Regions from separate parts of the Homo sapiens genome. Here region 1 is linked to region 2. A link is a loop called in an ENCODE intact Hi-C map of the cell type or tissue named here. Cell type or tissue: heart right ventricle. All regions are shown on one strand. Links, peaks and the distances in the headings refer to the core of each region. The heading gives the core; the rest is flanking DNA. Region 1 has its middle 52 kb from the start of GAP43. Region 2 has its middle 70 kb from the start of ZBTB20.

Evidence for each region. A loop is a pair of places that touch in the nucleus more often than their neighbours do. Peaks named below come from ENCODE experiments on the same cell type or tissue, not always from the same donor. Only the 100,000 strongest peaks of a DNase experiment are listed, where the experiment ranks them.
Region 1: a loop joins it to region 2, with 4 times the contacts of the local background. A loop is called at or near these places in 17 of 110 quality-filtered maps.

Annotation. Positions count from the first base shown.
Region 1 is chr3:115,563,305-115,579,071 of GRCh38, reverse strand. No RefSeq gene overlaps it. Among named protein-coding and RNA genes, the nearest start is that of GAP43, 52 kb to the left of the region's middle. In heart right ventricle, for the core only: a CTCF peak has its summit at 7,460; no DNase peak of the experiment used is centred there.
Region 2 is chr3:115,209,493-115,225,259 of GRCh38, reverse strand. No RefSeq gene overlaps it. Among named protein-coding and RNA genes, the nearest start is that of ZBTB20, 70 kb to the right of the region's middle. RefSeq lists an enhancer at 5,878-7,777. In heart right ventricle, for the core only: CTCF peaks have their summits at 7,502 (motif pointing left) and 11,310; no DNase peak of the experiment used is centred there.

The DNA.
Region 1 (15,767 bases), core at 3,428-11,427, 350 kb before region 2:
TGTGTATGTGTGTGTGTGTGTGTGTGTGTGCATTTTGAGATCGGGGCTTGCTCTGTCACCCAGGCTTGAGTGAAGTAGTGCCATCACTGCTAGCTAACTGCAACCGCCACCTCCAGGGCTCACGCGATCATCCCACCTCGGCCTCCTGAGCAGCTGGAACTATAGGTGTGTGCCACCATGCACGTATAATTTTTGTACTTTTGTCAAAACTAAGTTTTGCCATGTTGCTCAGGCTGGTCTCAAACTCCTGGACTCAAGTGAACCCCCCACCTAGGCCTCCCACAGTGCTGGGATTACGGCTGTGAGCCACAGCTTCTGGCCAAATATGCACATGTTAAATAGATGTTATATACCTATATATAATAGGTACACATTTCAAAAATCTTTTGAAAGGTCCATTTGCCATCAGTTCTTTTATTGCAACCCCTTTTTCCACCTTCAACTTCAAATATTGTATGAAGCTTTTCTCAAAACAATTTGTAATGGAAACACAAGGATTTATTTGCTGGCTCTCATCCTAGTCAGAGAAATGCTTTGTAGATGGCCATGTCAAACTCATGTGAGGCATTCTAAAACTCTGGAGAGAGGCAGTGGAAAAAAATCTCCAAGTATCCTCATCTGTATAATCTCTGCTTGCAAGACTGGTTCACAGTAAAACCATGAAAAGCACCAGCATTCTACTGGGTTCCAGCTTCTCTTCCTCTCGGCTCTGCAAATATTTCCATGTTAACAATTCCTTTGGTCTATCTCAAGCATCAGCATCCTCTACCTTGATGAAAGTATAGATTTTTGTGTTTTTTTCTAAAGCGTAAATGATCACTTGAGGAGAATTGGAAAGTTCTTGATAAATGTAAAAAGGTTTCAGAATCTATAGACCTTCATCTAGATCCTGCTTTTCCCTGCTTTTCTCTTGAGCTTGGACAAATTGTGTGGCCTCTCTTAGCCTCAGTTTCTTCAGCTATAAAATGAGGTTAATAATAGTGCTTCCTTCAAAGGGGTGTTGTAATGAATAAATGAGAAAGGCACACAAAATGCTTAACATAGCATGGGCTCATAATATGCATTCATTAAAGGTTTAATAATTATTATTTGTCTTGGGAACATCTGTGTGCTCATTATCAGAACTTTAAGAAAAATAAAACTTTATTAAGATTATCAACAAGCAAATGGATGAGTATTTGTTGGGGGTAGGGGGACTCAATAAATGTTCCTGCTTGAAATAATACTGTCAGCTTTTTTCTTTGTTTTTGACAGAGTCTGGCTCCACGGCCCAGGATGGAGTGCAGTGGCGCAATCTCAGCTCACTGCAACCTCCGCCTCTAGGGTTCAAGCCATTCTCCTGCCTCAGCCTCCCGAGTAGCTGGGATTACAGGCATGCACCACCACACCCAACTAATTTTTTGTACTTTTAGTAGAGTTGGGGTTTCGCTATGTTGGCCAGGCTGGTCTCGAACTCCTGGCCTCCAGTGATCTGCCCACCTCGGCCTCCCGAAGTGCTGGGATTACAGTCGTGAGCCATCATGCCCAGCCACTGCTAGCTTTTGATAATCTGGCTGCTGGATGTCTGAGGAAGTCATTGTTTCCTTCAGATGTATTTATTCAGCAAAACTGTATTGTGCATATGCTATGTGAACTACATGTCAATAAGTTAAACACACACACACAAACAGAACTGTACTGTGCACTCTTCTATATGCAGAGTAGTGAGATAAGTGCAAAGGATATTAAGATAAAGAAAGCACAGTTCCTGCCCCCGAATGTGAATGGGAGATCATCAGAGCTTTGTTCATATCTTCACTCTCCATTTAATACATCCCTAGAGCACACTTCTGCACTCAAAGGAGAATGTACCTGAATGAGTCAATGCTGAAGACGGTACACAAGGTCCCCTGCTCTGAATCATCTAACAGCTCCTCTAGCCACCATGGGAGTCAAGAGAAGTCCTTTCTCATTTCACTTTCTTTCCTTGCCCAACCTGGTGTCAGAGTGACCTCTATCAAGAGTCTCCTCCATAAGGAGTTGGGAAGTGGTTATTATGGGATTGGAGATGGTAAGGACCAGATCATCAAAATGGGATTTCTACAGGTGCCATGGCAGGTTGGAGCAGTGGCATAAAAAGCAAAAAACGCAAATTTCCTGTCACTTTGAATCTCAGACTTCACACAGTACAAGTTCTCCATTGCTACAAGGCTGCAAAGTGCTCCAGCTAAAATTCCCTTGCCAGTGTGAAGCCACTTCTACCTCTCCTCTCCCCGCCTCAGGGCTTAGAAATGCTGAAGTTATGAGTACAAGTTTTCCATTGCTTTGCCATTTTTTTTTCCCCAAAGAAAGAAAAATGTTAGTTTTCAGGGCAAGATAAAATGAAAAACAGTTTGGGTAAATCAGCCAGGCCAGCAAAGAATAGTTTTGGACCAGAAATTATTCTGGCTTTATGAAACGGAAATTAAACAAAAAAAAGATGATGACTCCTTGGCCAGAATGAGATGTCTTTTTTCAGTAGCAGGGGAATGTTCTGTAATACAGCAGAGGAGCCCTGAGCCGGGAGTTAGTTGAGAAGCATGGGTCTTATCCTGGCTATCAGTGGTTTCTGTGATCTTAGATAAGTTGTATCACCTCTCTTGCCTCAGACTCATCACTAGAAAAGAAAACAATATGATCCTTGAGGTCTCTTCCATCTTAGACACACCATCTGTCTGTGAAGTGTAAGAGTATAACATCACAGCTCACGGAGCTATTTAGATTATTTGATGGGTTTTCTTCCGAAGTCTTATCACAATATAGACATGCAGTTATGACAGAATGTTGGATGCATAATTCTAACTCTAAATCTTGCCTTTTCAAACCCTGAGTCTAAATGATTCCTAAGACTGGCATTCAATTTCCCCCAGCCAGCTATGTGTTGGCAGCTCACAAATCAGTTTTCTATACATTATTTTATGTAACTTTTATCACTACCTTGTGAGGTATTATCTTTCCATTTTACAGATGAGAAAAAAAATGAGCTCAAAGAAGTGAAATGCTCTATCTTCCACAGATGACAAGTGGCATAACTGGGACTTATATAAATATTTTGACTTTCATGTTAGTTCTCTTACGCTATATCTTTGTGGTAATCCTGGTTAATGTGGAAAGAGCTATGAAGCCTTGGTTAAATAAAGTTTCAAGTTGAAATATTTTTGTCATCTGTTAACTGAGGCCCTGCCTACATCACTTCTAATAGAATTAATTAGCTGCCACCATCCATATGAGACACTGACCGTGAAAGACCTAGAGACATTACTTTAATAATACCACCATGTCAGATTATGGCTAATTATTCTTGTCCTCTTCTACTTGTCATCTTGTTAATACGTTCTCACCATTTGTGCATTACCCAAGCCAAAACCTCCAGGAATCTTTCACTTCTTTTATCTTATCTGCTATGTCTAACAGGTCACTACATCTTGTACTTTTTTTCCCTTGGAAATATGTTAAAACCATCTCTCCCACCTATACCACTGCCAATTCCCAGGGTCAGCTCAAATCACCCGTTCTCCTTGATTCAAGCTCTACTGTCACTAGTCCATCTAGAACCCACAAGCAATTATTTTTCAGAATCATAACTTCATGCAACTCCTGCTCTTAAGAACTTTTCATCCATACCCACCATGACCCCTGACCTCCAAATTAGACTCTATATCCTGGCATTATCATCTTTCCTCAATCAGCTTCCAACTTAAATGTGCTGGCCTTGTCTCTTCATTCTGCTCAATGTTCACCTTATACTTAGTCTCCAGTTCCCCTCAGGAGAGAAGATACAAAATGAGAAGAGTAAAATTAAATGGTCTAATTCTAGAACCATCAACATTTGAATGCTAATTGAAAGAAGAGGAATCAGTGGAACTGAGATAAAGCAGCCTCAGAGGTAAAAGGTCCTGCATTCATTAAACAACAATGTTTAAGGTCTTTTTCACAAAAGATCGGAACGTAGCTGAAATGTTCTTGGTAGGAAAACAGGAGCTTCAGAGGGCACAAAGGAATAGAGAACAGGAGGAAATGGGTCCAAAAAAGGAAGGGGCTGAACTTAGCAGAAATGGGAGAGTCAGAACAGACAGCTCAGTACATCTCAGGGATAGTAAAGGAACAAAAGCTCTGTGATTGGATCCCACCTTAACACAAAAGTGTGGTTGCAATCTGACTACTTCCCATAAATATATTATCCTCAACTGGTGATTCATTCATTCAACGAGTACTTTCTGTGTGCTTGGCATAAGAATAGAAGTTCAGTTAAGCAATGGTGACCCAGAAATCTAAAAGGAAAAAGAAAAAAATAGAAGAAAAGAGAAGTATGAAAAATTCCACAATCCTTATATGAAGGAGCCTATGACCCAGTGTTTGGGATTGTCAAGTGTTTGGGACTGTTTTATGACTTTATCATAAAACAATGATAAAGACAAGCACAGGATTTGGGGGTAGATAGAGCCCTGAGGGATCCAGAAAGTTTTCTTCTTATGGAAGATGTGGTGCCACTGATTTCGGAAGCTTTAGCCTCATTTCTTGGGTTTTGAAAGAGTTTGACTAGTTCACCTATACTAAAGAAGTTAAGGAATGACATCCTATTACACTGACAGGTGGGGCTGAGAACCATCATAATTGAGGTACTTAGGTTACTATAAATTTCTACTTTCAGACTTTCTTTCAACATCTTGCATAAGAAGAAAACTTCCTGGATCTCTCAGGTCTCAATCTACCCCAAAATCCGGTGTTTGCCTTTATCATTGTTTTATTTACGTGACAGTCCAAAAACACTGGGTCATAGGCTCCTTGAATAAAAGGACTGTGGAAATTTTCCAACTTCTTCTCTTAGTCTGAAAGTATGGGCACATTTATAGTAACCTAAGTACCTCAGTTATGATGGTTCTCAGCCCCACCTGTCCGTGTAATAGGATGTCAGTCCTTACCCTTCCTCACCTAGTCCTTTCCTCCTCTAGTGTCCAGGATGGTGCTGTCCAACCAGGATCCTTTGTCATTCTGGGCCTCTGCCTCTTTTCCTAGTCATTAGTGCTCTGGACTCATCAATTCTACTCTATCTATAGGCCTATTGCACATCTGCTGATTTCCTCCTGTGATCTGGGACACCTGACCTCCCTGGTGAATTGTGCAACCATCCCACTAACTTTGGAGTGAGAGGGAGATGGGGCCAGAGGCTGCCCTCCTTTATGACATTTCATTGAATGGATGGAATGCACCCTTTTCTTCACTTCCCACAGCAGAGTAGAGCGCAGGCTGTGTCTTTTAATAGGACTTTATTGAAGTTCCTCATTGACAAAAGGGAGTCACAACTCATAGAGTAACACAACTGCTTCTGGATGTGGTTGTGCTCAGAGCTGAGCTCAAGGGCCAGTCATTGCACACCAAAATATTCCTTAGATAGTTCCTGATGAGCTATGAGGTTCCCTGCCTTCTAAGCCTTCCTGTGAGGTAGAGACCAACATAACCCTATCACCAGAAACCTACTCAAGCAAGTCTAAAATCTCTAGAATTCTGGTTCCAAGGGTCAGAAGCCTCAGAGAAAAAGAAAAACCTAGACTTGGTGAGATGTTTATGTCCTATTTTCCAAGATCTCGTTACCTTCCAAAGGTCAGTCGCTTGCCAGGATGATTGCCAAGAGGAATAATGACCTTCCCTAAGAGAATTATCACCTTCTACTCACTGGGGTGTGACCCTGTTCTCAGGTCCCAACAAGGCAACACATTAGTAAAGATGATAATGATAATAATAATAAATGTTCTTATTGTGCAAAGTACAGGGTACTGTTCCGAGCACTTACGTTATTAATTAATCTTCAAGGTTATCTCAAGAGGTGTGTACAATTATCCACCCCTTTTAAAGATGAAGAAATTGGGGCACAAAGTAGTCAAGTAACTTGCCCAAGATCACATAGCTTCTAAGTGGCAAAGTTGTACTCAAATCCAGGCAGTCTGATTCCAGAACTTAAACTGTTACCCAGTGCATCATACTGGCTTACAACCAGGGGAAGTACTTTTCCTAAATTCTGAGTGGTTCATTTTTTTTAACTTGAGATTTAATTCACATACCTTATGATTAATCCATTTAAAATGTTTAGTTCAGAGGTTTTTGGTATATTTTCAAAGTTGCATGACTATAATCACAATCTAATTCTAAAATATTTTCATCACCCTCTCAAAAGCACTCATAACAATTAGCAGTTATTCTTCATTTCTCCTCTGCCCCACATACCCCATGGCAACTATCACTTTGTCTCTGTAGGTTTGCTTATTCTGGATATTTCATATAAATGGAAATATACTAAATGTGGTCCTCTGGGATGGGCTTAATTCATATACCACAATATTTTTGAGATTCATCCATGTTAAGCATATATCAGAACTTCATTACTTTTCACTGCTAAATTATATTCCACTGTATTGATATGCCACATTTTGTTTATCTGTTCATCAGCAGGTGGACATGTGGATTGTTTCCACTTTAAGGTTGATATGATTAGGCTTTGTGTCTCCACCAAAATCTCATCTTGAACGGTAATCTGAATTGTAATTCTCACATGTTAGGGGAGGGACCTTGTGGGAAATGATTGGATCATGAGGTGTGGGGGAGGGGGTTCCCCCATGCTGTTCTTGTGATAGTGAGTGAGTTATCACAAGATTTCATGGTTTTATAAGGGACTCTTCCCCTCCACTCTGCATTTCCCTTTCCTGCTGCCTTGTGAAGAAGGATGTGTTTGCTTCCCCTTCTGTCATGGTTGTAAGTCTCCTGAGGCCTCCCAGCCATGCTAAACTGTGACTCTATTAAACCTCTTTCCTTTACAAATTACCCAGTCTCAGGTATTTATTTATAGCAGTGTGAAAACAGACTAATACAGGGGTATTATGAGTAACACTGCTATGAACATTCATGTACAATGTTTTGTGTGGCTATATGTTTTTATTTTTCTTGGGTGCATATTAGAAGAATTATTGGTAACTCTGTGTTACCAATAATTACTGGTAACTGTTTTTATCAGTTTTAAATTGTTCAAAATATGGGCCAGCAGGAGCATAATCTAGTAAAATTTCCACTGGTTTGCTATTTTTACTTACTTCCTTAAAATAGTTTTTACAGTGAGAAGTAAAAAATTCACATATTGTTCTTCTTATTAGCTTCTGGGACTCAGCTCAATTACTCAGGAATCCAAGAACACATTCAAGCACACACCTACATTCACACACACACACTTTAATATATACACATATCCTGCCATTTAAAGTGCAAAGTCAACTTTTCTATAATTGAAGGAAAATTGGGGATATAAAGTCTATGTATTAATAAGTAGACCTGGTAGGTTAACTATTTAGTCATGTGTTTAACAGGCTTTATACTTGTGTGCCTCCCACATTACCTGGCTCATTCCTTTAATTTTCCCTTGTCTTTGCATTCCTGTGGCACCAGTGCCACCCTGCAGCTTGAGGTCAGTGTTACTTTCCTCAAAGCTACCTGAACATGGCCCACATTGGCTCCCTGAAATTCTGGTTGGCAAGCATCTCTTCCTCTGGAGATTTTCCTGAGGATTGAAAAATACAAGTTTGAAAATGGCCTAGTGAACCTTTCAGGTATTTTGTGCAAGGTACGGAGAGTCCTGGAGAAAAACAAAGAATGAAAATTCCCCTCACAGCAATGATTTCCAGAGACAGGATGTCAGTTTAAACATGACTCCCAAACTCACAACCTCAAAATTTTTAAACACTGTTGGGTGGATGCCATCTGATTTTGGTGATTTATCTGAATTTAGCTCATCAAACAGGCTTTGGTTCTATATCTACCTTGAGCTGCTACCTCTTCTTTTCGTCTTTCCGGTCTGGTGACTGACCTCTCTCCTCAAATCTGCGAGTTCTAGGCTGTTCACATTAAAGATTTCTTTCCCAATAAAAATTTCCAAGAAATTTCTGGATGAGGCAGAATGATGCTGCACCTCTAAACTACTAATGGTTCCCTGGTTGCTGGGTCTATTTTTTTATTTTACTTTTTAAAATTGGCAAATAATAATGGTACATATTCATGGGGTGCATAGTAATGTTTTGATACCTGTAATATATGGTGATCAGAGCAAAGTGATTGGCATATGCATCATCTCAAACATTTATCATTTCCTTGTGTTGGAAACATTCTATTTCCTCCTTCTAGTTATTCAAAACTATGTATTATTGTTAACTATAGTCATCTTAAGGTAGCAATGGTGGACTAAAGTGTGTTCCTCCTATTTAGCTGTAATTTTGTATCCTTTAACAAATCTCTCCCCATCCCTCCTTTCCCACTGTACTTCCCAGCATCTAGTATCCTCTGTTCTACTTTTTACTTCTGTGAGATCACCTTTTTTTAGATTCTGCATAGGAATGGGAACATACAGTGTTTAACTTTTTGTTCCTGGCTTATTTCACTTAACGTCTTTCAATTCCATCCATGTTGCCATGAATGACAGGATTTCACTCTTTTTTATGACCGAATAGAATTCCATTGTGTATATATATCACATTTTCTTTATCCATTCATATGTTATTGGACACCTGGGCTGATTCCATATCTTGGCTATTGTGAATAGTATTGCAATAAACATGGGGGTGTAAATGTTTCTGACAGAATGATTTCCTTTCCTTTGGATAAATTCCCAGTAGTAGAATTGCTGGATTATATGGTCATTCTATTTGTAGTTTTTTGAGTAACCTCCATACTGTTCTCCATAGTAGCTGTACTGGTTTACATTCCCACCAACAGTGTTATAAAAATACTCTTTTCTTCACATCCTTATCAGCATTGGTTGTTGTTGTTGTTGTTGTTGTGTGTGTGTTGTTGTTGTTGTCTGTTTGGAAATAGCCATCCTAACTGGGGTGAGATGATATCTCATTGTAGTTTTGATTTGCATCTCCTTGATGATTAATGATGCTGAGCATTTAAAAAATATATTTCTTATCCATTTGTATGTCTTCTTTTGGGAAATATCTATTCAGATCATTTGCCCATTTTAAAATCAGGTTGTTTTTTACTGTTGAGATTTTGAGTTCCTTGTCTATTCTAATGATACTAATACCCCGTCGGATAAATAGTTTGCATATATTTCCTCCTATTTTATAGGTTATCTTTTCACTCTGTTGACTATTTCCTTTGCGGTGCAAAAGCTTTTTAGTTTGATATAATCCTACCTTATTTTTGCTTTTGTTGCCTGTGCTTTTAAGATCTTATTCATACAATATTTTCCCAAACCAATATCCTGAAGCACTTCCCCTATATTTTCTTCTAGTATCATCCTATTTCTTCTAGCATATTTTCTTTCTTTTGTCATTTCAGGTCTTACATTTCAGTCTTTGATCCATCTTGAGTTGATTTTTGTTTACGGTGAGAGGTAGGGATCTAGTTTCATTCTTCTTGCATATGGATGTCCAGTTTTCCTAGCATCATTTATTAAACAGACTATCTTTTCCCTAGTAAGCATTCTTGGAACCTTTGTAAAAAATCAACTGGCTGAAAATATGTGGATTTCTGGGTTCTCTATTCTGTTCAATTGGTCTACATGTCTGTTTTATGACAGTATCCTGCTGTTTTGGCTACTACAGCTTTGTAGTACATTTTGAGGTCTGGTAGTGTGATTCCTCCATCTTTGTTATTTTCACTCAGGATTGCTTTGGCTCTTTGGGGTCTTTTGATATTTCCTACAAATTTTATGATTTTGTTTCTATTTCTGTGAGGAATGTCATTGGTATCTTGATAGAGATTGGGTTGAATCTATAGATAGCTTTGGGTAGTATTGTCATTTTAACAATATTAATTCTTCCAACTATAAGCATGGGATGTTTTTTCCATTTGTTTTGTATCCTCTTTAATTTCCTTTATCTGTATTAGTCTGTTCTCATACAGTTGATAAAAACATACCTGAGACTGAGTAACTTATAAAGAAAAAGTTTAATGGCCTCACAGTTCCATGTGGCTAGGGAGGCCTCACAATCATGGCAGAAGGTGAAAGCCATGTCTCACATGACTGCAGGTAGGAGAGAAAATGAGAACCAAGTGAAAGGGGTTTCCCTTTATAAAACCATCAGATCTCATGAGACTTATTCACTTCCATGAGAACAATATGAGGGAAACTGCCCCTATAATTTAATTATCTCCCACCAGCTCCCTCCCACAACACGTGAGAATTATGGGAACTACAATTCAAGAGGAGATTTGGGTGGGGACACAGCTAAACCATCTGACATCACTGTTTTTGTAGTTTTCCTTGTAGGGGTCTTTCACTTCCTTGGTTACATTTATTCTTGGATTCTTGGGTACTTTTTTTTTTTTGGTAGCTATTGTAAATTGAATTACCTTCTTGACTTATTTTTCAGCTACTTTGTTGTTCATGTATAGAAGCACTACTGATTTATACATGTTAATTGTGTGTTCTGCAACTTCACTGAATTTGTTTATCAGTTCTAAGAGCTTTTTGGTAAAGCCTTTAGTTTTTTCTATATATAAGATCATATCATCTGCAAACAGGAACAGTTTGACTTCCCCCTTCCAATTTGGATGTCCTTTATTTATTTCTTTTGCCTAATTGTGCTGGCTAGCACTTCCAGTTTTATGCTGAATAGGGGTAATGAGAGTAGGCATCCTTATCTTGTTCTAGTTCTTAGAGGAAAAGCTTTCCCTTTCAGTAAGATGTTAGCTGTGGGTTTGTCATATATGGCCTTTATTGTGTTGAGGTACTTACCTTCTATACCTAATTTATTGAGAGTTTTTTGTTTGTTTGTTTGCTTTTTTTTTTGAGACGGAGTTTCACTCTTTCACCCAGGCTGGAGTGCAGTGGCGTGACCTCGGCTCACTGCAACCTCCACCTTCTGGTTTCAACTGATTCTCCTGCCTCAGCCTCCCGAGTAGCTGGGATTACAGGCACCTGACACCACACCCGGCTAATTTTTGTATTTTTAGTAGAGACAGGGTTTTACCATGTTGGCCAGGCTGGTCTCCAACTCCCGACCTCATGATCCACCCACCTCAGCCTCCCAAAGTGTTGGGATTACAGGCATGAGCCACTGTGCCCAGCCTATTGAGAGTTTTTATCATACATTTTGTAATACTGAATTTTATAAAATACTTTTTCTGCCTCTATTAAAATGATCACATGGTTTTTGTCCTTCGTTCTATTGATGTGATGTATAGCATTTATTGATTCACATATATCAATTATCCTTGAATTCCTGGGATACATCTCATTTGGACACGGTTTATCATTTTTTTGATGTGTTGTGGATTAGTTTGCTAGTATTTGGTTGAATATTTTTGTGTCTACGTTCATCAAAGATACTGGCCTGTAGTTTTCTTTTAAGGTTGTGTACTTGCTTTGTTTTGGTATCAGGGTTATGCTGGCCTCATAGAATGAGTTAAGAAAAATTCACTCTGCTTTAATTTTTTGGAATAGTTTGAGAAAAATTGGTATTAATTCTTCTTTAAAGTTTTAATAGAATTCAATAATAAATATTGCTTTTTGCTTATTTGACTTGTTTTTTTTTTTGGAGACAGAGTGTTGCTCAGTCACCTAGGCTAGAGTGCAGTGGTGCCATCTCTGCTCACTGCAAGCTCTGCCTCCTGGGTTCACGCCATTCTCCTGCCTCAGCCTCCCGAGTAGCTGGGACTACAGGTGCCCGCCACCACGCCCGGCTAATTTTTTTTTGTATTTTTAGTAGAGATGGGGTTTCACCATGTTAGCCAGGATGGTCTGGATCTCCTGACCTCGTGATCCACCCACCTCATGATCCACCGGCCTCAGCCTCCCAAAGTGCTGGGATTACAGGCTTGAGCCACCACTCCCGGCTGCTTATTAGACTTCTTTACCCACTTCTTAGCCTGCTCCTCTCTTGGGTTCTTCACACCTGCTGCCTGCCTGAATATGTGGTTATGATTCATTTAATTTATAAGCCATCATTATGCTCTGCCCTTCTTTTCTGGTATTGAGGGTCCAGTCTCCTTCATCTCCTTCATCACCCAACTGCTGATGGCCTATTGTCATGTAGAAACATCACTACCCTTTTGGTCTGTTCACCATCCTGTGGGCTCCCCTTGTTCAAATATCTTCCTTTATCTGCTGGCTGTACTGCTGTTGATGGTGCCAGCATGACCTAGAACATTTACTCCTATTTTATCAAGTATCTGACCTCTGCTCTGCATTAAAAGATACTTGACCAAGATGAATTCAATTCTATTCCCTTTTCTATTCTGTTTCCACTTCAATAAAATCCATATAGGTTACCACGAAAAAAAAAAAAGAAAAAAGAGACAGAAAAGAAAACAGCAAAGGAATATCACAGGCAACATTTTAAGATGATTCAGAAATTTTCAGTGAATCTGTGTAATGAACCACCAGTTGATTAAAAAGATACTGTTTCTCTAAGTCTAGCATAACTTAAATTCACGGAACTAAATAAATTTGAATGCTATTTTTAAAATGGAAACATCCAAGGGAAAATGGAAGAAAAATAATTTAAGCCTATGATTGCCTAACATTTTAATATTAATAGACTGATTTTGAAAGCATTAGCAAACCTAATTTTATATATGAGGTAGTATCAGATGTACTATCAGATAAAGAATTGGAATGAGACATTTACTCCATTTTGTTCAACATAGCTGCCCAATCCAGATGTTAAATTAATAATGAATTTCATTGGGTTTCAAAATTAGATTGATTAGTCAAGTATTTTGACAATTATAAAATATAGTAGCTAAGATTCCTTTATGTGCCAAGAACTGTGTTGAAAGTTTCACATGGATTTCCTGATTTAATTCTAACAATAACCATATGAGGTGGGTATTGTTATTATCACCATTTTAAAGATAGAAATGCTGTTTCCTGGACAAGTGAATTTCCTCTTTCAAGACCACTCATCTATTAAAAACTAGATTTGTGATTCCCGCACAGGCTACCTGACTCCAGAACCAGTGCAATTAAGCACTAAGTGCAACAGAGAGAGAATTCTTTTGTTGTTTGTTTGTTTTTGGGACAGACTTTCGCTCTTGTTGCCCAAGCTGGAGTGCAATGGCGCAATCTTGGCTCACCGCAACGTCCGCCTCCGGTGTTCAACCGATTCTCCCGCCTCAGCCTCCCGAGTAGGTGGAATTACAGGCATGCACCACCACACCTGGCTAATTTTATATTTTTGGTAGAGACGGGGTTTCTCCATGTTGGTCAGGCTGGTCTCAAACTCCCGACCTTAGATGATCTGCCCACCTCAGCCTCCCAAAGTGTTGGGATTACAGACATGAGTCACCGCGCCTGGCCTGAGAATTCTTTGATTGCTCCTTTTTATTCTTTATGTTCCTATGCTATGTGTTCTGACCTTAACATGAAGGAAAACTACCTTTTTGATTTATTTGGGCTATGCTGCTTATGTCAATGGAGGGAGCAAAAGGTTAGGTCAGTGAGCATGTTCTTAAAATAAATAAAATGTCTTTTCCCAAGATATTTATTCCTCAGTACCTGAACTGGCTATTAGTACTGAATGACAAAAAGCAAGTTACATGTACATTTTTCTAGTCTTCAGAAGGAACTCATTACTCAGGATGTTCACAAGCTACAATGTGGCCACTGCAAAATGTATCATTTTAAAATAACACTTATCAGCATGCTTCATGATAACTATCACATGTTTAGTATACATGTTTAGTGTATTTTTCTTCAGTTGAGTTGCCCATATTAGGCACTCTCTTTCCTTTGATAGTTTTGGAATAGCATCTTTGTCTAGTCTGACTTCTTCATCTTTCCTTTTCCTGCTTTCCCTTTACATAATCTTGCTCATCTGTCTCTCAGACTCCACCCAGCCCTCACCCTTACTATGTTTTCTCAGCATTTGTTTCCCCTGCATACTTTTTAGGCTAAACACATTCTCTTTCACGTCTTCTTTTCTTCTGAATCTATTCTCAGCATAAATTCAGCAAATGATTGGATTCAAGTATTTTAAAAAGAAATCCATTTTGTTCTAAAATCTACTTTTTAAGTGAATTAAACTAATTTTTTTCCTTGCCAAATTCTGACATCCCTGCTCATGTGTTCCACAAATAGGTCCTCTTGGTTTTGATACCTGAATCTCCCTCTGTTTATCATGTTCACATAAAGCCCCTTTCACCCATTCCTGAGTGTCTAAGCCATCCCATCTCTGGCAGTAGGCCCATCTGTATTCCAGCTGCCTTGTCCATCTAAGACTGTTATAGCCATTTCCATTTATGTCTGTCCCTGAAGCCATCTTGTATGTTTTCCCTAAAGGGTACCCCCACCCCAGCTGACCTTTCTTCGCTAGTTGCCCCCTTTCCCTTGTCTTCTAGAAAAGAAGACAGACGAGATCCATTTCCAGTCCCTCCACGTTTTCTCTGCAGATCACAGGCATGATTTGTTTCAGAACATTCAAGGGATACAGAGTAGCTGTTGGACGTGGCTGCCTGAAGAGGACAATATGCCTGACATAAATCTAAAGGAAAGGGTGCCAATTCTTGATCTTTTGGCCCTTTCTTTCAGACTTTATATTAACATTGAACTCTTTTTTTCAAAGTATTGCTCTGACATGAATCGATGTATACAGTTACCTGAAACTTCTACATATTAAAACTCACGATTAAGTTATGCGTGCAAAGGTTAGCTATTTTTAAAAGAAGGATGAATACTTTCCTTGCTGATAGTCATGCCAATAATTATATTGTAAAGCATTCTTCTATTAGGTTGATTTCTTTGTATAATGCATTTAGAAGGATTAGAATGAAAAGATTTGGTCAAGTTCAGTATCCATTGCAGCCAATACCAGTGGCTTGCGACCTGCCCACACCAGCATCTCCAGGGACATGGTGGATTTCAGCTGCTGCATCACCAACCTGTTGCCAAGGAAACAAGAGAGGGCAAAAAAATCCTCAATGACATTCACTTTCAAGGCAGTCAAGATACCCCTGAAAAGGATTTCAGTACTGCTATGAAGGAAGTTGAAACAGGCTCCTAATTATAAATTCTAAGCTGTCTCCTCTTGTATCAAGTATGCTGTTTGCTTAGATCTCAATCTTTCAGTCATTCTCTATTACCAAGTCATATACTCCAGACATCAGAATAGCAAGCAATATTTCCTAAAGAAAGGAAGAAGAAAAGGGAGAAAAGAGAGAAAAGCTGGGGGTGGGGGGGAAGCACATAATAGTAAAGCTGTTAAATGGTATAAGACACACTTATAAGGCAAGTGAAGTCATAAGTCCTCACCAAAGTAGGGCTGGCATAAATTTCTCTATATTTTTAGGATTTAAAATGCATTCATAAGTATATTTGTGCAAAAGCAGTTGAGAAATTCTATACACATTTATGTCTGTATTAGAAAGTATAAACTTGGTCCAGTATTTTGAGTTTTCGATGTTCATTCAGGTACAAAATACACAGGGCAGAACTTTTACGTAACTGCTTTGTATGAGAGTCATCCCCTTCTCTTCCCAACATACAGAAAACAGTATATTTAACTCATTAGTTTCATTAATGCTTGTAACTTTCAATGTCTGGGGACATATATGTAATTGTGTAGAAGGGTGTATAGACATGTGACATACATCTTTGTAAAGACATTGATGAATTCATCACTGTGTAAGCCAGTGGATATTGATGCCCTGCCCAGATACCCACACTGGCCCCTCCTTAGTGATCTCTCCTGGGCTTCTGGACAGCTTCATTCTCTCCAGCAGCACTTACCCATGCCTACCAACTTCCTGACCTCAGGCTCTTG
Region 2 (15,767 bases), core at 4,467-12,466:
TTTGAGTGGGATTTTCTTTTCTCTCTGAGGCATATCAAGGTGTAATTTACATATAGGAAAATAGATGCTTTCTCATGTACCAATCTATGAGTTGTGGCAATCACATATAGTCATGTAACCATCATAAACAAGATATAAAAATAATAAACACATATAGTCATGTAACCATCATAAACAAGATATAAAATAATTCTATCACCCTTCAAAACTCCTATGCCCCTTTATAGCAAAACTCTACCTGCAGCTCCAGGCCCTGGCAACCACTAATCTGCTTTCTGTCCCCATAGTTTTATCTTTTTCAGAATGTCATATGCAGTCACACAGTATGCATCCTGTTGAGTCTGACGTCTTTCACTGAGCATAATACATTTGAGATTTATTCACTCTATTCCATGCATCCAGAATTTGTTGCTTTTGCCTTACTCCACTAATCAGGATCTCTTGTATAATGTTGAATGGGAGTGATGCAAGTGGACATCACTGCTTTTGTTCCAATCCCAGGAGAAGAGTATTCATTATTCATTATTAAGTATGATATTAGCTATTATGTTTTTCATAAATGACCTTTATCAGGTTGATGAAGTCTCACTGTATGCATAGTTCACTGAGAATTTTTGCTAACGTTGCTATTGTTTTAAACCATGAATGAAAATTGAATTTTGTAAAATGCTTTTTTAAAATCCATTGTGAAAATTATATGATTTTTCTCCATTAGTCTGCTGATTTGATGAATTACACTGATTTTTAAACATTACAACAGTTTTGCATTTCCAGGATAAACCCCACTTGGTCATAACATATTATCCTTTTTACATATTGTTGGATTCTATTTTCTAATATTTTCTTGATTATTTGAACATCTGTTCATGAGGGATATTGACTTTTGGTTTTATTTATTTGTCATATTTTTGTCTGGTGTTGTTATCAAGTTAAAACAAGTTAAGTGTTCTCTCTTCTATTTTCTGGAAGAGTTTGTGTAGACTTGCTATTTCTTTCCTAAATGCTTAATAGAAAGGTTTTTAACTATAAATTATGTTTCTCTAATAGGTACAGGACTATTAAGGTTATCTATTTATTTTTGTGTTAGCTTCAATAGTTTTTGTCATTCAAGGAGCTTACCCATATCATCTAAATTATCAAATACGTGGACATATATAGAGTTTTTGTAATAATCCCTTATCCTTTTAATGTCTATAGAATTAATAGTGATGTTCCTTCTTTCATTTCTGATATTCATAATTTTGTGTTTTCTTTTTTTGCCCCTTAGTCTGGGAAGAGGTTTATCAATTTTATTGATCTTAAGAAATAATCTATTTTTGGTTTCATTGATTTTCTCTATTTTTCTCTGGTTTTTAATTTTTTGATTTTCACTTTTATCTTTACTTTTTTCTTTTCTTTGTTTACTTTGAGACTTAATTTAATCCTCTTTTACTAGATTCTTAACATCTAGATCATGGATTTCAGATCTTTCTTTTTTCCTAATGTAAGTGTTTAATTCTATAAATTACACATGTACTACTTCTTTAGATGCATCCCACATGTTTGATACATTGGGTTCTTGTTTTCATTCAACTTAAAATACTTCTTGAGCTGAGCACAGTGCCACATGCCTGTAGTCCCAGCTACTCAGTAGGCTGAAGTGGGGGGGGTCACTTGAGCCTAGGAGTTCAAGACCAGCCTGGGCAACCTGAGAAGATGCCATTTCTTTAAAAAAAAATTATATCTATGTACATATATATTTTTCTCTCTAATTGCCTTTGTGACTTCCTCTTTAACCTATGGATTATTTAGAAATGTATTGTTTACCTTCCAAAATATGTGTTGATTTTCTACATATCTTTCTGTTATGGATTTTTTTCTTTTTTTTTTGCTTAATTCCATTATGGTCAGAGAATATACTCTGTATGATTTCAAATCTTTAAATTCTTTATAGCCAAGAATATGATATACCTTTATGAATGTTCCATGTGTATTTAAACAGTATATATATTCTTCTATTGTTGGGTGAAGTATTCTATTAATGTCAATTCATTTAAGTTGGTTGATAGTGTTGTTCATGTCTTTTATATCTTTACTAATTTTATATCTCTTTGTTATCTCAGTTACTGAGAGAGTATTGAGTTCTCCAGCTATGATTGTGGATTTATATATTTCTGCTTCTAGTTCTATCGATTTTGTTTCATGTAATTTGAAACTCTATTGTTTAGAGTTTCAGGTATATATACATTTGAAATTGTTTTGAGTTCCTTCAAGGCCTCCTCACTCACAGAGATCATGAGCAGTGCCAGATCCTGACTTTCACATTTTGGCTTCTACCAACAGATTGACTGTCTTTCCCAGGAAAATTTAAAAACTGATTCAAACTGACCATTTATGTTTTTACTCGACCCTTGAGCAATATTGTGACAAGGTATTAGGTTGGTGCAAAAGTAATTGTGGTTTTTGCCAGTAGTAAAGTCTATAAGAACACAGCATCTACTCCATAAATGGCACCATTGGAATGAAGGAAGGAGCAGTTCACAGGGGAGGGATACTGGGAAGATAGTACCACAGTTTTCCACCATACTATCTGTTTAATTATAACATGCTGAAATCATTGCAGCTATCATGTTAGTCATTTTTATCCTAAAAACAATCTAGCAAAATATTCAACATAGAAAGGTTGGATGATTGCTTACAGCCAACTTCTCTCTTTGCCCAACCCTGTTTCTTCTCTCCCTCCTCCGATAGATGTTAATCCTGAGAGTGTTTTATTCTGTGTAGTGTATACTTCCTGCACGTTAATTTCCATCTCAGAGTCTGCTTCCCAGTAAACTGACTTGCAACTCAATCCCTTTCAAGAACCAAATAAAAGATATGACTAGAAAAAATTACCACATAAACATTCAATTTTATATAAATTTAGGACATCCACAACACCCTTTTTCTCACGATGGATCATAAGACGACAGTTTAGCTATTTCATTTTGTAAATAAAGAAAGTTATTCCCAGAGATACTTGTAATTTGCCTAACGTTATATAATGACTCAATAGAACAACTAAGACTACATCCTATTCTCTAGTCACATACATTTTTCACCATCTTGAGAAGTTTGGGGCATTTAACTATTTCTAAATTTTTAATTATTCGAATTAACCTAATAATTGTGGAAAATACATCATGTTCCAGGTATCATGCTTAATGTCTATCCTCTGTTATTTCATTAAATTTCAGAGGAAACTTTTGAAGCTGACACAATAATGCCATTTCGTAAATGGCAAAACTGAGGCTTACAGGTGTAACTTTTCAGAGATAGCACAAGAGCCAAGATTTGGATTCAGTAGTCTTTATAGAACTGGTTCTACTAATAGAATACTGTACACACACATTGGAAGTGTTTTGGGGTACAATACATTTTATTGATTTTGCCATATATTACAGATCTATACAACAGGAATCTTGCACAAAATCTGAAAATGTGAAGTCATTTCAAATGATTGGTTCATTAGCTCAGCAAACAACACTTATCAAGTGCTTACTATGTACCAGCAGCTTCAACAATGACCAAAAAAGGCATGGTCTCTGACTGTAAGAAATTTATAGTGGCCGGGCACAGTGGCTCACGCCTGTAATCTCAGCACTTTGGGAGGCTGAGGCGGGCGGATCACGAGGTCGGGAAATAGAGATCATCCTGGCTAACACAGTGAAACCTCATCTCTACTAAAAAATACAAAAAAAATAGCCAGGCGTGGTGGCGGGCACCTGTAGTCCCAGCTACTCGGGAGGCTGAGGAAGGAGAATGGTGTGAACCCGGGAGGTGGAGCTTGCAGTGAGCCGAGATCGTGCCACTGCACTCCAGCCTGGGTGACAGAGCGAGACAACTTCATCTCAAAAAAAAAAAAAAAGAAATTTACAGTCTAGCAGGGATACAGACATTAAATTATTATAAGTGTAATTTAGTTTAATTCATGCCAAGTTTCATTTTTGTATCACATTATGATAAAGTATACAGTGTTTTAAAGGCATTTAATAGGGGGACCTAAAATAGAATCAGGAGGTTAGAGAAGACTTTCCTTAGGGAACAGCATTCAGGTTGAGAATTAGAGATGAGTTCAGTGGATTGAGGTAGGATAATACATTCAGTAGATAAAATAGGAATACGAGAGATAGGTCTATTTTTTAATGAAGAATAACCACATATCTGGGTTCTTAGTAGTTTTGACTACCCTTGCCTCCATCTATTCTGTTTTGAGTATGTTTTATTTTGTTTGTACTATGTTTTTACCATGTTTGCTCTCTCTTCTTTAGTTCTGTAATTATTCTCCTTGATGAATGAAAATGAAGTATTATTAGTAGTTCTCATTTTCTTTCTGGTATAAGCAGTATTAGTAGTTCTCATTTTCTTTCTGGTATAAGCATGCAGGCAAATGAATGCTGAAAGGTAGAAAGTTGACACTTCTTTACTTTGTGAACTTTTTGGCTATGCCCCACTGTGTGTTCTGAGCCAGTGTGTGGCATGGCAGCTGTGTTGTGGCCTCAGAGGACAGTGACATGATGTCATCAGAGGTCTCCTAGAGAGCTGCTCTCCTAGCATCATGTGTTTTGAGGAAATGTTCCAGGGTTTTGAGGAAAACACTGAAAGCAGTCTATATAGTACATCACCATCTAACTCTCCCTTCAGTGCCCCACCCACCCCAACACAAAGCAGTCTATATAGTACATCACCATCTAACTCTCCCTTCAGTGCCCCACCCACCCCAACACACGCAGCTATAAAATACCTCTCACTCAGCCTCTTCATTCATTTATGTACTTATTACTTTCCATGGTCCTTATTTGGAAAGGCAAATCCTTCTAGGAGTCATTACAAATAAAACCCCAAAATCAGGCTGAATTATTTAATCACATTTTCTGTTTTCCTTATGACCCAGAAGAAAAGGTGTCAGCAACTTGCCCACACATTTGAAATGCTGTGAATCCCTGACATTGCTCAAGTCTCAGAACCCAGTTGCTATGATCTGAACGTTGCTATGATCTGCACATTTGTGACCCCCAAAATTCATAAGTTAAAACCTAACTCCTAAGTTGATGACATTAGGAGGTGGGACCATTGGGAGGTGATTAGGACATGAGGGCAGAGCCCTTATAACAGAGGTCCCAGAGAGCTAGCTAGTTCCTTCCACCACTTGAGGACATGTAGAAGGTGCCATCCATGAACCGGCATGGGGACCCTCACCTGAGTCAGCAGATGCCCTGATCTGAACTTCTCAGCCTCAGAACTGTGAGGAATAAATTTCTGTTGTGTATAAGCCACCCAGTATACGGTATTTTGTTATAGCTGCCAGAGCAGACTGAGATGCCCATTTTCCCCCTCTGTGCCTTCTTTCTATCTTTGGTACTTTGCAGTGTCACTCAGAAAGTTGCAGAACAGTGTTCAAACTATTGATAGAGGCATTCTCGGCTCTCCTGGAAGATAGCCAGGCATTCCCACAGTCAGCCAAGTCACCTTCAGATATAAGAAGGACAGCCACTCTTGGAGCCATCCCTCCACTCTAGGAGCACTCTAGGTGCTCACCCCCTGGCCCACCTAATAGGGGCCATTTGCATGATCCTGTGGTCTAAGTTTAATACATGACCTGAGAAGCTAGGAAAAGAAAAGACATTGACAAGAATTAGGGAGAAAAATAATCCTGCTGGGATCTTATGATTTCCATAATCTTTATTTTCTTCAGCTGCAAAATAAGATAATTGGACAGCATAGCCAAAAAGATCTCTTCCAGTTAGGGTGACCAACTTGTTGCAGTTTGCCTAAGATAGCCTTGATTTTAAAACTGAAAATGTCACATCCTGGAGACCTTCTCAGTCCCTAGCAACCCAGGATAGTTGGTCATCTAATTTTCCTCTCCAGTTCATGAGGAAGTCCTAACTCATCATTTGATTGATACACACATATTTAGATTCATTTTTTGGTTTTAAAAGTAATAAGTTTCTACTTCATCATGCTTAATTTCAGCAGAAATGCAAATAATTCTGTCTTATCTCTCACATGGGCTTTAGACTTTATATATTGCACAATGTTGGTTAATGCAGGCAAATGAATGCTAAAACGTAGAAAGTTGACATTTCTTTACTTTGTGAACTTTTTGGCTATGCCCCACTGTGTGTTTTGAGCCTGTGTGTGGCATGGCAGCTGTGTTGTGGCCTCAGAGGACAGTGACATGATGTCATCAGAGGTCTCCTAGAGAGCTGCTCTCCCAGCATCATGTACCTGACAGAGAAAAACACTGCACAAGGTCTAAAACCAAGGGTCACAGTATCTGTAAATGCTACACAAATTATCACCTGCTATTTGCTATTCATATTAATGTAATTATTTCTGTGATTATTCCAAATTATTTAATTTTACAATTTCTGCTTTGAAAGAAAGCAATGACTTCATCTTTAGCTACTATTCTGAAATCAGTCATAGTGACTACAATCCCTTGTTTTCTTCACAAAAGAAAGAAAACAGATGACCTTTGCTCTGACCTTTGACTTGATATTTACAAAAGCTAATTATAGGGTGGGTCAACTTCCTTTATCATTCAGAGACATTTGGTAAAGCTCTACTCTTCAATTTTTTTTTAAGTCGCTTAGAGGGCAATTTAGGGCTGTATACAGTATGATTAAATCTAGAAAGAAATAGTTAATTTGGAATTTTGGCCATCAACATTGATTTTCTCAAAACCAATCAAGTATAACATGGAAGCTGTATAAGTCAGCAATTAAAATCAGTGTTTCACTAACAAAATGAAATCAGTTATCTGCTGGTCTGGTGGTTAGAGGTCATAGACATAGAGATACACAGTCTGAGACCTTCAGCATTAAACCTCTCTCAGTTTTCACCACCACTGCCTCTACTACTGCGTCAGCAAGAAAAGGACTGCAGCAACTGTGTAGTACTTAAACTGTAAAGGTTACTTGGCTAATAAAGAGATGAATGCCGCCAAGACAGAGCACAGTCATACATCCCTGTAGTGCATGTAACTTATTTACCTTTCATATAATTGTTATGCTTATAAACAGAAGCTTAAAAAGGATAAACAGTCAGAAGAGAAAAAAAGCATTAGGTAGTCAAAACAATGATGCAACCACTCAGCATTGCGCTTTCTCCCCAAGCTTCCCTTGGCAATCTTTTTCTCAGGCTAAGAGTAAAGGTCTGATTCCTTTTGTTCATTTCAGCCACCGCCCTTTAGCAATCTGAGTCTGAGCAAGACTGCCACGCCCAATCAAGGGACAAAGGCAGAAATAAGGGAAACTGGGCACAGAGACAGCTTGACTTCATTTATACCTGTGCAATATGTTGGGCTCTGTGACATGAAGGTGCAAATCAGTTGCTATCTCTATAAACAAACAATTAAAACAAGAGGCTTAAAATTTATATCTATGTTCTGAAACGCTATCTGGTAAAAGTATTCTTTTCCTAGAAAGAAAGAGATGTGGCCAAAGTGGTCTCTGATTTTCAGAAGAAGGGTGAATGCTGCCCCCTTTTGACTGAGCACAATATATACCGTGTATCCATAAACCTGAAACATAAAGCAATGCACAGTGAGAATAAAGATCCTATGTCTGTAATGAGAAATCTGATTAAATATTGGAAGCTAGAAAGTATAAAGGGGCTCAAAGTTTATCTAGTACAAGTCTCGAGGGGCCTTTTCTAGCTTCTTGGAAGATTGGTCATCCTTCATCCAGGCTTCTATATCATTTTAGTTGTGTCTCTTTTGTAGATTCTCAATTCTGTCTGGAGTGATCATATGAGTTTACTGCACTGTTTCTCCCACCAGTGATAGACTCCTTGAAAGACCGAGCTACATCTTTTTATTTTGCCTGTGTAACTCTCACAGTGCCTACAAACACTTGTGCATAGTGGGTTCTCATAAATAAATGTTTATTAAATACAAATACCTAGATGAGGTCATCATAGTCTGTAGTTGTGAGTAGTTCTCTCTTTAAAAAGCTAATGAGTCTATCTGGGATTTAAAGTTGACATTCACACAAATGGTGCCATACTTTAACCCAAGAACTGCAAACTTTTATGCACACATCCCTGGCTTATTTATAAATTATATGCATCTATTACTGAACTGTTATAGAAGTTAAAACATAAAAATTAAACAAGAGGAAAAAAACTTTGTCACACTATGTAAAGACATAACATTGAGTGAAATAAACTAGGCACAAAAGAGAACATACTGTATGATTCCATTGACATAACACTCAAAAACAAGCAAAACTAATGCATAGGCATACCTCAGAAATATTGTGGGTTTAATTCCAGACCACCATAATAAATAAAATATTGCAATAAGATGAATATCACAATAAAGCAATCACATGAATTTTTTTGTTTCCCAGTGCATATAAAAGTCATGTTTACACTGCCGGGCATGGTGGCTCACTCCCGTATTACCAGAATTTTGGGAGGCCAAGGTGAGCAGATTGCTTGAGCCCAGGAATTCAAGACCAGACTGAGCAATATAACAAAACCCTGTCTCTACAAAAAATACAAAAATTAGCCGGGCATGGTGGTGTGCACTTGTGGTCCTGGCTACGCTGGAGGCTAAGGTGGGAGGATGGCATGAGCCTAGGAGGCAAAGGTTGCTGTGAGCAAAGATCATGCCACCACACTCCAGGCTGGGTAGCAGAGTGAGACCCCATCTCAAAAAAAAAAAAAAAAAACAGTTTAGTTTACACTATACTACAGCCCATTAAGTGTGTAATGGAATTACATCTAAAAACCTTAACTAAAAAATGCTAGTAATCATCTGAGTTGTAATCCTTTTGCTGGTGGGGGATCTTGTCCTGATGCTAATGGCTGCTGACTGATCAGGGTGGTGGTTGTTGAGGGTTGGGGTGGCTGTGGTAATTTCTTAAAATAAGACAACAGTGATGGGAGTGTAAATTAGTTCAAACATTGTAGAAGACAGTGTGGTGATTCCTCAAGGATCTAGAACTAGAAATACCATTTGACCCAGTGATCCCATTACTGGGTATACCCAAAAGATTATAAATCATGCTACTATAAAGACACATGCACAGGTATGTTTATTGCAGCACTACTCACAACAGCAAAGACTTGGAACCAACCCAAATGTCCATCAATGATGGACTGGATTAAGAAAATATGGCACATACACAACATGGAATACTATGCAGCCATAAAAAAGGATGAATTCATGTCCTTTGTAGGGATTTAATCACAAATGAATTTTTAATCATTTGTGATTAAAAGGATGAAGCTGGAAACCATGATTCTCAGCAAACCATCACAAGAACAGAAAACCAAACACCCCTTGTTTTCACTCATAAGTGGGAATTGATCAATGAGAACACATGGACCCAGGGAGGGGAACATCACACACCAGGGCCTGTCAGGGGGTAGGGAGCTGGGGGAGGGATAGCATTAGGAGAAATACCTAATGTAAATGACAAGTTGATGGGTGCAGCAAACCAACATGGCACATGTATACCTGTGTAACAAACCTGCACGTTGTGAACATGTACCCTAGAACTTAAAGTATAATAATAAAGAAAAGACAACAATGACACTTGCCACATTAATTCTTCCTTTCACAAAAGATTTCTCTGCACCATGAGATAAGGTTTGACAGCATTTTACCCACAGTAGAACTTCTTTGAAAATTGGAGTTAATCCTTTAAAACCCTACCACTTCTTGATTAACTAAGTTGATGTAATATTCTAAGTCTTCTGTTGTCATTTCAACAATGTTCATAGCATCATCACCATTAGATTTTATCTGAAGAAACCACTTTCTCTGCTCATCCATAAGAAGCAACTGCTCATACATGCAAGTTTGATCACGAGATTGCAGCAAATCTGGCTGAAATATCTTCAGATTCTACTTTTAATTCTATTTCTATTGCTGTTTCTGCCACATCTGCAGCTGCTTCATCCACTGAAGTCTTGAACTCCTCAAAGTCATCCACGAGGACAGGAATCAACTTCTTCCAAACTCCTGTTAACGTTGATATTTTGACCTCTTCCCATGAATCATGAAGGTTCTTAATGACATCTAGAATGGTAAATCCTTCCCAGAAGGTTTTCAATGTAGTTCATCCAGATCCATCAGTGGAATCACTATCTGTGGTAGTGATATCCTTAAAACTGTATTTCTCAGATAATAAGACTTGAAAGTCAAAATCACTACTTTATCCATGGGCTGCAGAAAGCATGCTGTTTTAGCCAGCATTAAAAGAACATTAATCTCCTTCTACATCTCCATCAGGGCTCTTGGGTCTGAGATAGGTGCATTGTCAATGAGCAGTAATATTTTAAAAGAATTTTTTTTCCTGAATAGTAGGTTTCAATGGTATGCTTAAAATACTCAGTAAACCATGCTATAGACAGATGTGCCATCATCCAGGCTTTGTTGTTCCATTTGTAGAGCACAGACTTAGTAGATCTGGCATAATTATTAAGGGTCTTAGGATTTTCAGCACAATAAATGAACACTGACTTCAACTTAAAGTCATCAGTTGCATTAGCCTCTAACCAGAGAGTCAGCCTGTTCTTTGAAGCTTCGAAGCCAGGCATTAATTTCTCCTCTCTAGTTATGAAATCCTAGATGGCTCTTCCACTATAAGTCTGTTTCATCTACATTGAAAATCTGTTATTTAGTGTAGCCACCATCATTAATTAGCTTAGCTAGATATTCTGGGTAACATGCTGTAGCTTCTTCAACAGCACTTTCTGCTTCACCTTGTACTTTTACGTTATGGGGACAGCTTCTTTCCTTAAATTTCATGAACCAACTCCCGTTAGTTTCAAACATTTTTCTGCAGCTTCTTCACCTCTCTCAACCTTCACAGAATTGAATCCAGGGCCTTGCTCTAGATTATGCTTTGGCTTACAGGAATGTTATGGCTAGTTTGATCTTTGATACAGACCACTCAAACTTTCTCCATATCAGCAATAAGGCTGTTTCACTCCTTTCTTTTTTTTTTTTTTTTTTAATCATTTGTGTGTTCACTGGTGTAGCACTTTTAATTCCTTCAAATAATTTTCTTTGCACATCTTTGTTAACTGTTTGGCTCAAGAGGCCTACCTTTGGGCTTCTCTCAGCTTTCAGCATGACTCTCTCACTAAGTCTAATCATTTCTAGGATTTGATTTAAAATCAGAGTTGTACAACTCTTCCTTCCTTTTTTTTTTTTGGTTTGACACTTAGAGGCCATTGTAGACATTGTAGGGTTATTATTGATCTAATTTCAACATTGTTGTGTATCAGGGAATAGGAAGTCTTGAAGAGAGGGAGAGAGACAGGAATGACCTGTTGGTGGAGCAGTCAGAACACACACAACATTTATTAATTAAGCTTGCCGTCTGATATGGACATAATTTGTGGTGCCTCAAAACAATTACAATAGTGTTAGCTTGGTGCAAACGTAATTGGGTTCTTGACATTAAAAATAATGGTGAAACCATAATTACTTTTGCTCTAACCTAATAACATCAAAGATCACTGATCACAGATCACCATAATAGATATAATAACGGAAAAGTTAGAAATATTGCCAGAATTTCCAAAGTGTGACATAGAGACAAAAAGTGAGCACAGCACATGTTGTTAGAAAAATGGTGCCAATAGACTTGCTCTATGTAGGGTTGCCACAAACCTTCAATTTGTAAAAAACACATTACCTGTGATGTGTGATAAAGTGAAGTGTGATAAAACAAAGTATGCCTGTGTGGAGTTAGGAGTCAGGATAGTGATTAACTTTGAGAATATTGATTAAAAAGAAGAACAAGAATGACTTCTATAATGCTACTAAGGTTTTATTTCTTGATCTTGATGTTGGCTGCACAGGTATGCTCAGTTTGTGAAAACTTATTAAGCTATATACTTACATGCACTTGTCTGTGTATATTATACTTCTTTAAAAATGTGGGCCAGGCGCAGTGGCTCACACCTGTAATCCTAGCACTTAGGGAGGCCGAGACAGGCGGATCACGTGAGGTCAGGAGTCTGAGACCAATCTGAGACCAATCTGGCCAACATGGTGAAACCCCGCCTCTACTAAAAATAGAAAAATTAGCCAGGCATGGTGACACATGCCTGTAGTCCCAGCTACTCGAGAGGCTGAGGCACGAGAATCACTTGAACCCAGGAAGCAGAGGTTGCAGTGAGCCGAGATGGCACCACTGCCCTCCAACCTGGGTGACAGAGCAAGGCTCTGTTTAAAAAAAAAAAAAAATTACACAATATTTTTTTCAGTGTAGGGGACAGAGAACAGGCAACCTAGAAGACTGAATTGCATATTTCCTGGGGTGCATACTTCCCATTTTAGATACCTCTGCTTTAATTAACAAAGCTAACCAAACTCTTTCAGCTTCTGGTCAGACAGGAAGACACCTTCAATATGTGAAAATGTTCTAGCAGGAATGCCTTACATCAGTTCCCAGTTGCTGTAGCAACTACAGGGCTCCTATTCTCCTTGAAAAGAAGTATGTTCCTCTTTCTGCCCCTCTCAGGTGCCTAATACATTAATGCTTACTTTGGAAAGTAATTTCATGCATGTGAACCTAACTTCTGGGATAAAAGAGAGCACTTTCACAATGATGAACTTAATGTTTGCCTCCCTCAGCCTCAGATTTCTTATCTGTAAAATGGCCTTGTAAAGTCTTGTGAGGAAGATTTGCCACATTAAAATTTAATAAAGGCAGGGTCTGACAACTGTTGATCTTTAAGAAATTTCAATTCTTAGAGAAAATGTCCTGCTCTCAGAGTCAGAAGATCCATATTTTAGACCTGATTCAGCCAGTCACTACGGTGAAAACTTAAGAATGTCACTAAATCTTTTTGCATCTTCATTACCACAACTGTAAAATGACCAGGTGGCCTTCAAGTTACAAAGGTATGCACTTAGATGTAAATAAAGACAAAAAGAACAATACAAAACTCTGCCAGCTGGTGAGTAGAGGTTCAATTTGTCCCAGCTGCATGATTAGAATTTTATGACTTGCTGGACACTTGCTTCCTTGGCTTTTCACTTTATTACAACAATTTCCTGTAATAGTATAATTTCCTGTTTTGTTCCTTGCCTTCCTTTTACCTTGCTTTACCACACTGTGCTGTGGGACCACGAAGTTTTTAAAGAATAAGGACTCGAAGGAGACCCTAAGTCCTTTGTGGCCTGTTAGCTCTGCTAACAGGACACATCCTCTGACACACTGAATGAAAATTATGGCAGTAAGAGCAAACAAAAATGGGTTGGCCTGTGTTGAAAGGTACAGCATGGAGAGTATATATTAGAAGGAAGGACGTCAGTTATTACATTTGCAGAAGCAAAGTAGAACAATACAAACCAATTGCTATTAAAAATGAATTGGAGATGATGCTATTTAAGAAAAATCTGGAATAGTTTAAGCAGAAAAAAGCTAGTCAGAACAACAGGAGATTAGACCTTAAGTATAAATCTGCTTTTAGAGAATAATTAAGACTTCAAAGCAAGGAGGAACACTGTTAGAGATAGATGGGCACAACTCCAGAAAATATATTGATGCCTATACTTAAATATTTAGTAATAATGCATATATGAAAAGACATACATAAAAGGTGTTGGAAGATATGTAAAGATTCTATGCACTTTTCAAGACTCTGGGATGATTGAATAGAACTAAAGAAACAAAAGACTATGAAATTGTTGATATGCAGCCTTTCATACTTATCTCATTAATATTATTGAGACAAGAGCTGAGTAGAACTAAGATTAGACTATGTTATAGACAGAGTGATGGATGAATATAATTGCAAAGAAGAAATATGAGACAGAGGAGAAAATGGGAAATTAGAGTTAGCTTTCAAAGACAATAAAAGTAATAAAGAGAAGCAGCCCAAGATAAGTGTCCTTGTAGAGAAGAATAGGTAACAAAAACGCAGTTATCTTCATCTGGGGAAGGCTGAAAGTCCAATGCAAATGTTAGAACTGTCCACAGGAAAAATCAGGGGTGGGATGAGCTGGCCTAATTCACAGTCTGAGAGTGGTTGTTTTAAGCTTACTTTGGATAATCCACCATATGAATACTACCCAATTCAGGTGCAGAAGTTGCTTTAACAAATGATAAAGATTGTTTTCAGAGAAATTAACTTTGTCATGTAAAGCAAGGATTTTGGGGCTGGTGAGAAAAGCTTATGAGCTCCTAAAGCTGTATACTCCACCAAAGTACACATGTGAGACACTGGTAAGGGGTTTCTGACTATCCTGAATGCAATTAGAACTATTAGATGAAATAGTTCCTAGATCCACACTTCTCAAACTGTATTGGAAATATGAATCACCTTGGGGTTTTTTTAAATGCAGATTCTGATTTATTAGGTCTAAGAGCCTGAGATTCTGCATTTGTAAGAAGCTCTTACACTACCCAGGTAATGCCTATATCTGGATGATGATACACTTATTGTATGAAAGTAAACATGCACATTTTAAAAGGGAAAAGAAACATGAACAGCATGAGACATATACCAAATCATCATTAATTTTAGTTAGAGATTGAATTGTTCATTTAATAATAAAAAGATAACTAAATATAATTCCAGACCTCCAGAAGTTCACTATCTACTTGAAGACACATTACATTGTAGCTGTCCACATGACTGAGCACTACAATAGAAGTATGATTACAGTGCTTTGGAGCACAGAGACAGGGTGAGCCAGCAATAGAGGGGAAGAAAAAAAGAAATAGCACAGAGGCCAGGCAAGTAGTTTAGTATTGCTTAAGTGCAGAATTTATTTAGAAGAGGCAAGAAGATGAGGATGGATAGGTAGATAGAGGTCACTAAAGTTCTGGTTCTCTATCCCAGAGGCATTTGAACATTATCTTATCAGCAATGTTAAGCCATTGAAGTGAACAAAGATGACATAATTGGATTTGTGTGTATAAACAGCCATTCTTACCTATGGTGTAGGGTGTGAGTTATGAGTGTGATTGGGCCCAGAGATGGGTAAAGTATTTTAGTAGTCCCATCAAAAAATAAGAAGGCTTGAAGTAAGTCAGTGGCCATCAAAATAAAGAGGGAGGTGAGACTAAGGAATATGTGTTTAAGCCAGCTGCTGCAGTACAAACCAAGGTTCCAAATGAAGTACTCCACAAAGAAACCTTCAAATAAAGAAAGGAGATTGTTTCCATGCTTATTCTCCAGAAACCAAGTTAACAGAAGTTCATATATTTTAACTTATGTCTATAATATAATGATCTGTTTTGAGCAAGAGGGTGATAATAACAGAAAAATACACAAAATGAACTAGAATTTTAACATAAAAGAGCTAGAAATATCACATGCTGTCTTGGCATCCGAAATGAAGGGATGGAAAGAAGCCTCCATTTTTTCTGCAGTCTAAACCAAAAAAAGCTTTATCCTAAATATGCAAAGAAGGTGAAAGCCTATTTAAGCACTAACTATGGCACTTGGAGAAATAGTGAAAGCCTGAATTAACCACCAAACAATGAACAATTTGGAGATGGATTTAGAAAAAAGTATTACTACATAACAGATGCTGCCCCAGGCTCCATTGATCTGAAAAGATATTTAAAAAAAAAACTTAAGGTCATGGCAGCAACCAAAAACTGTTTTCTGTATCAGGCCCTTATTAACATCATCCCATGGAAGAGGCTCTTTTCAATTCTCCCCGAGAGAGGCTCAAAAGTAGCTTCTGAACAACTAACATCATTAAATTTGCCATTTGTGGATATGGGCCATGCAGCTTCATGTCCTGGCCTCTCCTGTTA